3 separate regions of the Homo sapiens genome follow, and regions 2 and 3 are each linked to region 1. Evidence: chromatin loops called from intact Hi-C (ENCODE). Cell type or tissue: heart left ventricle. All regions are shown on one strand.

What was found. A loop is a pair of places that touch in the nucleus more often than their neighbours do. Peaks named below come from ENCODE experiments on the same cell type or tissue, not always from the same donor. Only the 100,000 strongest peaks of a DNase experiment are listed, where the experiment ranks them.
Region 2: it touches region 1 in a loop (17-fold over the local background); 15 of 110 quality-filtered maps call a loop at or near these places.
Region 3: it touches region 1 in a loop (2.5-fold over the local background); 26 of 110 quality-filtered maps call a loop at or near these places.

Annotation. Positions count from the first base shown.
Region 1 is chr22:37,076,441-37,078,940 of GRCh38, forward strand. The region is part of intron 10 of TMPRSS6 (transmembrane serine protease 6); the gene reads right to left. LOC124905113 (a long non-coding RNA gene) reads left to right here and starts at 648. Exons shown (of 2, transcript XR_007068092.1): 1 at 648-888; 2 at 1,101-1,364. RefSeq lists an enhancer at 1,329-1,830 and a silencer at 1,418-1,557. In heart left ventricle, a CTCF peak has its summit at 1,535 (motif pointing right); a DNase peak (open chromatin) is centred at 1,521; H3K27me3 peaks cover 1,566 bases.
Region 2 is chr22:37,259,763-37,262,262 of GRCh38, forward strand. The region is part of intron 2 of LOC107985576 (a long non-coding RNA gene); the gene reads right to left. Among named protein-coding and RNA genes, the nearest start is that of RAC2, 17 kb to the left of the region's middle. RefSeq lists an enhancer at 839-1,378. In heart left ventricle, a CTCF peak has its summit at 1,284 (motif pointing left); a DNase peak (open chromatin) is centred at 1,305; H3K27me3 peaks cover 2,500 bases.
Region 3 is chr22:37,161,030-37,163,529 of GRCh38, forward strand. It overlaps a transcript of IL2RB not described here. Among named protein-coding and RNA genes, the nearest start is that of IL2RB-AS1, 4.5 kb to the right of the region's middle. In heart left ventricle, no CTCF peak of the experiment used is centred here; no DNase peak of the experiment used is centred here; H3K27me3 peaks cover 377 bases.

The DNA.
Region 1 (2,500 bases):
ATACCACCACCAAGAAGATACCGTTGTTCAAACAGAGCAGGTGGGGGAATCTCCAGAGAGGCTGAGTCTTTCTCTCCTACCAGAGAACAGGTAGGAGCCCTCCCATCTCCAGGGCATGGGCCCAGGGGTTCCTCCTGCAGAGAGTCCGGTGCACCTCACCCCACAGAGCAAGTGGGCAGCGGCATGACTTCACAGAGTGGGTGCAGCCACTCCCCCAGGACAGTGGGACCCTCCCTCCACAGCAGCCGGGGGTTCCTTTTCATCCCAGGTGGGACACCCTTGCAGAACAGATGGGGACAGCTTCATCAGCTCATAGAAATGCCCTCCACAGAGCAAATCAGAGTGCTTTGCAGATGGGGGAAACACACTCAGGGTGCAGGTTGAAAATCTGCAGGGAGAGCTGAAAATGCCCCTGGCAGAGAAAGCAGATGGAAATCCAGAGAGCATCAGGAATGCCCCTGAAGGCCAGTGGGGACATCCCACAGCAAATCCAACACCCTGCGGAGCCGGCCATGATTCCCAAGGGCCAGGCACTTCCCCAGAACTTCTAGAATGTGGTAAGCACTTAACCGTTCAATAAGTTAATCAATTCCTTAGCCACCGAACAGCTGAAGATGAGCTTTGAGGCTGTTTTAACATCTCCAGGTGTGTGGCTGGGGCTGAGCCTCATTGGCTATGGCATCACAAGGCCTCATTGCACGGGGATTCTGAGGTTCAAGCAGCACCTCCACCCAGGGAGGGAGGAATTGCTCTCATCCCATTTTACAGATGAGGCTCAAGAGTGCAGGAGCCAAGGTGGAGCCAGAATCTTGCCTCAGGACCCAGAAGAGCTCACCTAGCTTGCTTGAGGGGAGGGCTCCGAATTCCCACTGCAACAGGAGCTCTGAGGTCTGAGCCCCCTACATGCCCCATGTCCTCCACACGCCTGGCCTAGACTCTGGCACCCCCCTAAGTCTATCTGGCCACAGTGACCACGATCTTACCCTTACACCAACCAGCAGTTCTCAAAGCACAGTCAGGGGACCCCTGGGGGTCCAAAAGTCATGTTTATAGTAACACTCAGATATCATTTGCCTTTTTTGCCCTCATTCTCTCATAAGGTGACAGGCGAGTTTTCCAGAGACTGATGTGTGACATCGGGACTGATTGAACTCGGAGGCAGATTCGAAGGTCCCGCCTGTAGTCTGTGAAGCCAGTTGTTAAAGAAATGTACAAAAATGTAAAATGACAGCACTCTTGTCACTAAATGTTTTTACTTTTGGAGGATGCAACTAATTTTCATAGAATGTTATTTATATTCAAATGTGTAATGGGCTTATAATTATATTAAAAGAATTAATAAACATTTTAAAATTTTGTTTCAATTTCTAATGCTGCAAGTATAGATCTATAACCTGTATAAGCAAAAACTCTTTAGGGTACTCAGTCATTTTGCGGAGAGTGACTGGGTCCTGAGGCAGAACAGGTTGGGAGCCGCCACCCCCGACCATGGTTCCCCCAGCCCAGCAGGGCCGGTGGGGGACGAGGCACCGCCAGGGGGCGCCCCTGAGCAAGCCTGGCCCTCTTGCTCTTGTAAAACCCAGGAAACGCAGGTTTTGGTGTCTGTTTGTCTATAAAGTTATCATGGATTGTTTTCCTCACAGAAGGACCTCAGGAAGTAGACAGGGGAGCCAGGGGTTGGGAAGGACTAGTGCGGGGAATGAGGAGTCAAGCGCATCCCATGGGCCTTGGGGTGTCCCTTCCCACAGTCACAGGGAGATTGTGGGGAGACAGAGAAGGAACCCAAGCCGGGGTTGGAGGGGAGTGGAACGTTTCACCCTAGAAGCAACTGCGTTGAGGACCTGTAGTGTCACCCAAGCCTTGGGCAGGGGCTGTAAGGCAAAGACACCTGTGCCTGCTACAGGAAGTTCTCTCAACCTCCAGGGAGAGTCCTAGAACCAGTCTGTAGCTGGCAGCAACCTTTCCCCAGGGCCTCACCGTGTACCCGGGAACCTGTCTGTCTGGGCAGTGTTTGGTTCTCACTCTGGAGGCCTGGAGCACGGGTAGAGGTGGTGGAATCCCTGGAACAAGCGTCTGCTTAGAAAGCGCCAGAGAGGAATTCAAGGCAGCGGCTGAAATCTAGTGGCCCAAGCGGAGTCACTCAGCGTAAAGACAATCTGTTTATGCACCATGTAGAAATTGCTTCATTGAGTCGCGAGCTAATTTCACATAATAATCCAGATTCCTGCTCCTTTAGAAGGAGAAGAGGAAGAGGAAGAGGAAGAGGAAGGAGGAGGCGGAGGAGAAGAAGAAGAAAAGATGAAGAGGAAGAAAGGAGAAAGAGAATGAGGAGAAGGAGGAGGAGAAGAAGAAGGAGGAGGAGGAAGAGGAGAAGGAGAAGAAGAAGAAAGAGGAGGAGGAGAAGGAAGAGAAGGAGAAGAAGGAGAAGAGGAAGGGAGAAGAAGGGAAAAGGAGAATAAGGAAGAAGAAAGAAGAAAGAGAAAGAAGAGGAAGAAGGAGA
Region 2 (2,500 bases), 180 kb after region 1:
TTTCCAGATTGCGCGTGGCATCCTGTCTTCCCCGTCGCTCTGGGACAAAGCCCCCTCCCCTTCCTACCCAACCAAATCCTCTTCCTACTGGACCTTGGGGTGCCCCCTCTAGGCCCTCAGCAGTCACCACTCACCCCCTCCCTTTCTTAGCCCAGTCCCAACCTTATCGTGGAAGGGTAGGAACAGAGTCCCAGCCCAGCCTGCCTGTCCACCTTCAGGCACCAAACACCCTGAGGTCTGCACCAGCCGTTGCTCTAGCCCAGCGGTCCCCAACCTTTTAGGCACTAGGGACTGGCTTCGTGGAAGACAATTTTTCCACGGATTTGGGGGGATGCTTTTGGGATGATGCAAACACATTTATTGTGCACTTTATTTCTATTATTAATTGTAATACATAATGAAATAATTACACAACTCACCATCATGTAGAATCAGTAGGACCCCTGAGCTTGTTTTCCTGCAACTAGACGGTCCCATCCGGGAGTGATGGGAGACAGTGACAGATCATCATCAGGCATTAGATTCTCATAAGGAGCCTGCAACCCAAATCCCTCGTATGCGCAGTTCACAACGGGGTTCATGCTCCCATGAGAATCTTATGCCACGGCTGATCTGACAGGAGACAGAGCTCAGGCAGTAATGCGAGCAACGAGGAGCAGCTGTAAATACAGATGAAGCTTCTCTGGGGACCCCTACGCTAGTCCACAGAGGCGGGAGAAGTGGAGCGGCTTCTCCTCTCCAAACAATGCACCCCTCCATCCCCATCTCATCTCCTCCCATGGGCAGGTCTTGGGCAAGGCTTCATTCTCACTAGAAAAATCACCCTCCCTCCCCCATGGCCTTCCGGCTCCTGCCTTTCTCCTGGAGCCCTGGACCCGGGTGTCCATCCTCCAGCTCTGGGTGGTCCAGGGGCTTCTGATGCTGGGCATCTGGACATGGAGGTTGTGGGGAAAGGTTCCTTGAATAGTCGGGGAGAAGGGTGGAGAAGATCGGCCCTTGCCAGCAAGTCCTCTGTCAGGCCAGCATCCCATGGTTAACAAGCTCGTTCTGGGTCCATTTCTCTGGGTAAATGGCAGTGTACAAATAGAAGTCCCTGCCCCCAGAGAGCTCACATTCCAGGTGGGAGACAGACAATAAACAAGCTAGCAACAAATACAATCACAGTGGCAGGTGGTGAAAGCGCCATGAAAAAATGACCAAGGAGCCTTCGCTCACACACTGGATTTCTTCTGGGCGCGAGCAGAAAAACCGGCGAATCCTGATCAAGAAGGCACCCTCTGGTGGCCATATGAGGAATAGGCCACAGTGACACCAGGGCGGACGCTGAGAGACCCGGTGGGGCCATGGCAGTGTCCAGGCAAGGGGACGGAGGCTTGGGCCAGGGAGGTGATGGTGGGAAGTGTAAGAAGTGGCTGGACGGAGAGTTGGTATTGTAGAGGCTTTAGGACTTGCTGAGGGAGTCAAGAATGATGTTGGGTTTCATTCTTAGCACCTTGGCGGATGGAGGCACCATTTAACTAGGAGGGGGTGGCCGCGGGAGGAGTGGGCTTAGAGCATCCAGGAATCAAGCTTCTGTCCTGGACATTTTGGGTGAGAAGCCTGTTGAACATGAAGCTGTTGAGTGTTTGGATAGAATATTCTGGAAAAGGGGAAGGGTCCAGGCTGGAGGCATAAGCGTGGAGTTGTCCCAACGTAGATGGCATTTGCTATTGACCGAGTGTTTACATCCCTGAGAACGTATATATTGAATTCATATGTTGAAAACTAATTCCAGCGTGATGGCATTTGAAGGAGAAGCCTTTGGGAGATGATTAGGTCATTAGGGAAGGGCCCTCGTAAGTGGGCTTGTCACCTTTATAATACAGGCCCTGAGAGCTAACTAGCCCCCTCCACCACGTGAGGATACAGTGACGAGTTCACCATCTATGAACCAGAAAGCAGGTCTCACCGGACATTGAATCTGCTGGCACCGTGGTCTTGGACTTCCCATGCTCCAGAACTCTGAGAAATGAGTTTCTGGGGTTGTTGTTTTGTTTTGTTTTTTGAGACATGGTCTCACTCTGTCGCCCAGGCTAGAGTGCAGTGGTGAGATCTCAGCTTCGTAGTATATTTTGAAATCAGGTAGGGTGATGCCTCTGGCTTTGTTCTTTTTGTTCTAGATTGCTTTGGCTACTCAGGGCCTTTTGTAGTTCCATACAACGTTTAGGGTTTTTTTTTTTTTTTTTCTGTGAAAAATGACGTTGGGATTTTGATAGGGATTGCACTGAATCTGTAGCTCTTTGGGTGCTATGGACATTTTAACAATACTGATTCTTCCATTTCATGAACACAAGATATCATTCCGTTTATTTGTGTTTTCTTCCATTTCTTTTAGGACTCCAGAGACTAAGTCAGTATTTAAAGCAGCAGGAGGCCACCCAGGGAAGGAATGCAGCTCAAGACCCCATCCACCCAGCAGCAGCAGATGGTGGTGGGAGAAAGTCTAGGGGGCAAACTCCAC
Region 3 (2,500 bases), 85 kb after region 1:
ACTTGGGAGGCTGAGGCAGGAGAACTGCTTGAACCCCGGGAGGTGGAGGTTGCAGTGAGCCAAGATCGTGCCACTGCACTCCAGCCTGGGCCACAGGCAAGACTCCATCTCAAAGAAACCAAAACAAAAAAACGTGAAAACCTCCCATTTAAAATACTCGCCATTAATTCTAACTTAAACATGCAACAAAACTCCACCACCACAGCCGGCCCATATGTGAGGAAGCGCCACTTTCAGAGGGAGGAGTGCAGCTGAGGGTGGCATTGACAAAGGGACCCTCTGCCAGCCCTGTTTCTTCTCAGGTGCTGTCCTGGATATTTAGTTTACATCTGGGTGCGCTGCATCTTTGCAAATCTTTCTTGTGTTGGAGTTATCTCCTTTTTTAGGAGTCTCCTACCCTAACCAGTAAGCTGAAACTGCTTTTCCAGCCTCCCTTGCAGCTGGGACATAGGCATGTGACCAGGCTGCCCAATCAGAAGCCTCCATTCCAGACCTCAGGCTGGGAAAGTGAGCATGTGACCAGGTTCCTTCAATCAGAAGCCTCAGCTCCAGACCTCAGGCGGGGAGAGCATGTGACCAGGTTCCCCCAATCAGAAGCCTCAGTTCCAGACCACAGGCTGGGAAAGTGAGCATGTGACCAGGCTCCCCCAATCAGAAGCCAGCTCCAGACTGCTGACTGGGAGGGCATGTGACCAGGTTCCCCCAGTCAGAAGCCTGGGTTCCAGACCACAGGCTGGGAATATGATCATGTGACCAGGCTCACCCAATCAGAAGCCTCAGCTCCAGACCTCAGTCCTGAAGTGTGTGCGTGTGATTAGGCTTCCCCAATCAGAAGCCTCAACTCCAAGACCTGGAGGCTGGCGAGGGTGGTGTCGGAACATCGTGTCCAGGATGCAGCAATTCTCCAAGCCTCTCCAAGCTTCTCCAAGCTTCTCCAAGCCTGATTTGCGGGTCCTGCCAGAGATTCCTGAGCTTCAGAATATCCTGAATGATTCCTTTTCTAATGACAGTAGCCAGTAGAGTTTTTGCAACTGAAGTTCCTGGCTGACACAGGTGCCTTAGCCAAGTACAGGGGCATGCATATATTTAGTACAGATCTCAGATTTGAAATAGTCTTTAATTACAGCAATGACTGACCACGTTGGGTGATGGCGATCGAGTGAGAGGGCAGCGAGGGGAAGAGTGCCCGCCCCCACGGTTTTCTGTCTGCGGGGCCTTGGAGTAGGACCAGTGTTGTACCACAGGCCCTGGTGCCAGTGTGAGCATTGGATGCTCAAGGACAGTACGGGAGGTCTTTGATAAAAACCTCCTCTGCCTAATGTACTGGTGGGGTAGGTGACCCAAACATGGGGGAGAGCTGACCCTGAGCTCACAGCCCACCGACTTGCTGGAAGGCTACCTAAATGCGCACTTGGAAGGCCTGGTGAGGCCCACGCACACACCAGTTGGCTGGCTGACCTTGAAGCTGTCTTGCTAACTGGTTTATACTTCGGGTGACTGGTGAATAAAGAGGCTGCCAGAGCTTTCAGAACCAGCAGGGGCCCCCATGTTTGGTGAGTGGCTGGTTTCACTTTCAAAGTGAGTTAGAGACAGTCCCACTGTGAAGCCTCTACCACACGGAGTCACAAACCCATTCTGGTTAGTCTGAATCAGGTCAGGCACAGGCTCTGTTTACCAAATCCCTGACCCCCACCCCACCCCTCTACCCCAGATCAGAGATCCTACCACATGCCAGGGGTACTGGGGAAGAGGCAGGGGATTGTGAGGGCCAAAGGCTACCTGTCTGATTGACCGCATCCTACCCCTGCCTGCCTAGTTCTATACACCTCCTCACACTCTGCCCAGCAGCCAAACCACCAACACCCACACCCCAGCACCAGACCATGAGATGAGAACACTCATTTCTTCCCTTCGGTTCCACTTCATTTCAGTCCCACCCCTGTCCCCAGGCCAGAGGCTTCTCCCCAGGGGCATGAGCACTGGACTGAGGGTTTGGAGACCTAAGTTTGAGCCCCAGCAGTGCCTCCAACTCACTAGGGTCGCTCCCTGCAGTCATCACTGCTCTGGAGCTACAGACCGCAGGAACAGGCTGTAGCTAACCTGAGCCAAACAGAACTAGTTAGAGGATCTGGAGTGGTTCTCAGGTTCTGGAGGGAGCTGAAGACCCAGACCTCAGGGACGGGCAGACTCCAGACCAGCCGCACCTGCAGCTGAGTGTGGTCCAGCTGCAGAGACCCCTTTGAGGCACCAACCTCCAGCTGTTTGCTGGCTTCATTCATTAGAATTCAAAGAGTCTCATTGGCTAAGATCACGTCAAATGCCCATCCTCCAGCTGGAAAGGGTGGGGTACTTTGATTGAGAGTTCAACCAAGACTTCACCAAATGCAGGAAGGTAGATACCCCAAAGAGAAATGGGGGGGCCGCTTCTAGAAGCAGGAGGCCTGATGCCTACTGAGCAAGCAGGAACCAAAGATGCCCCGCAAGGACTGGCTTGGGTTGG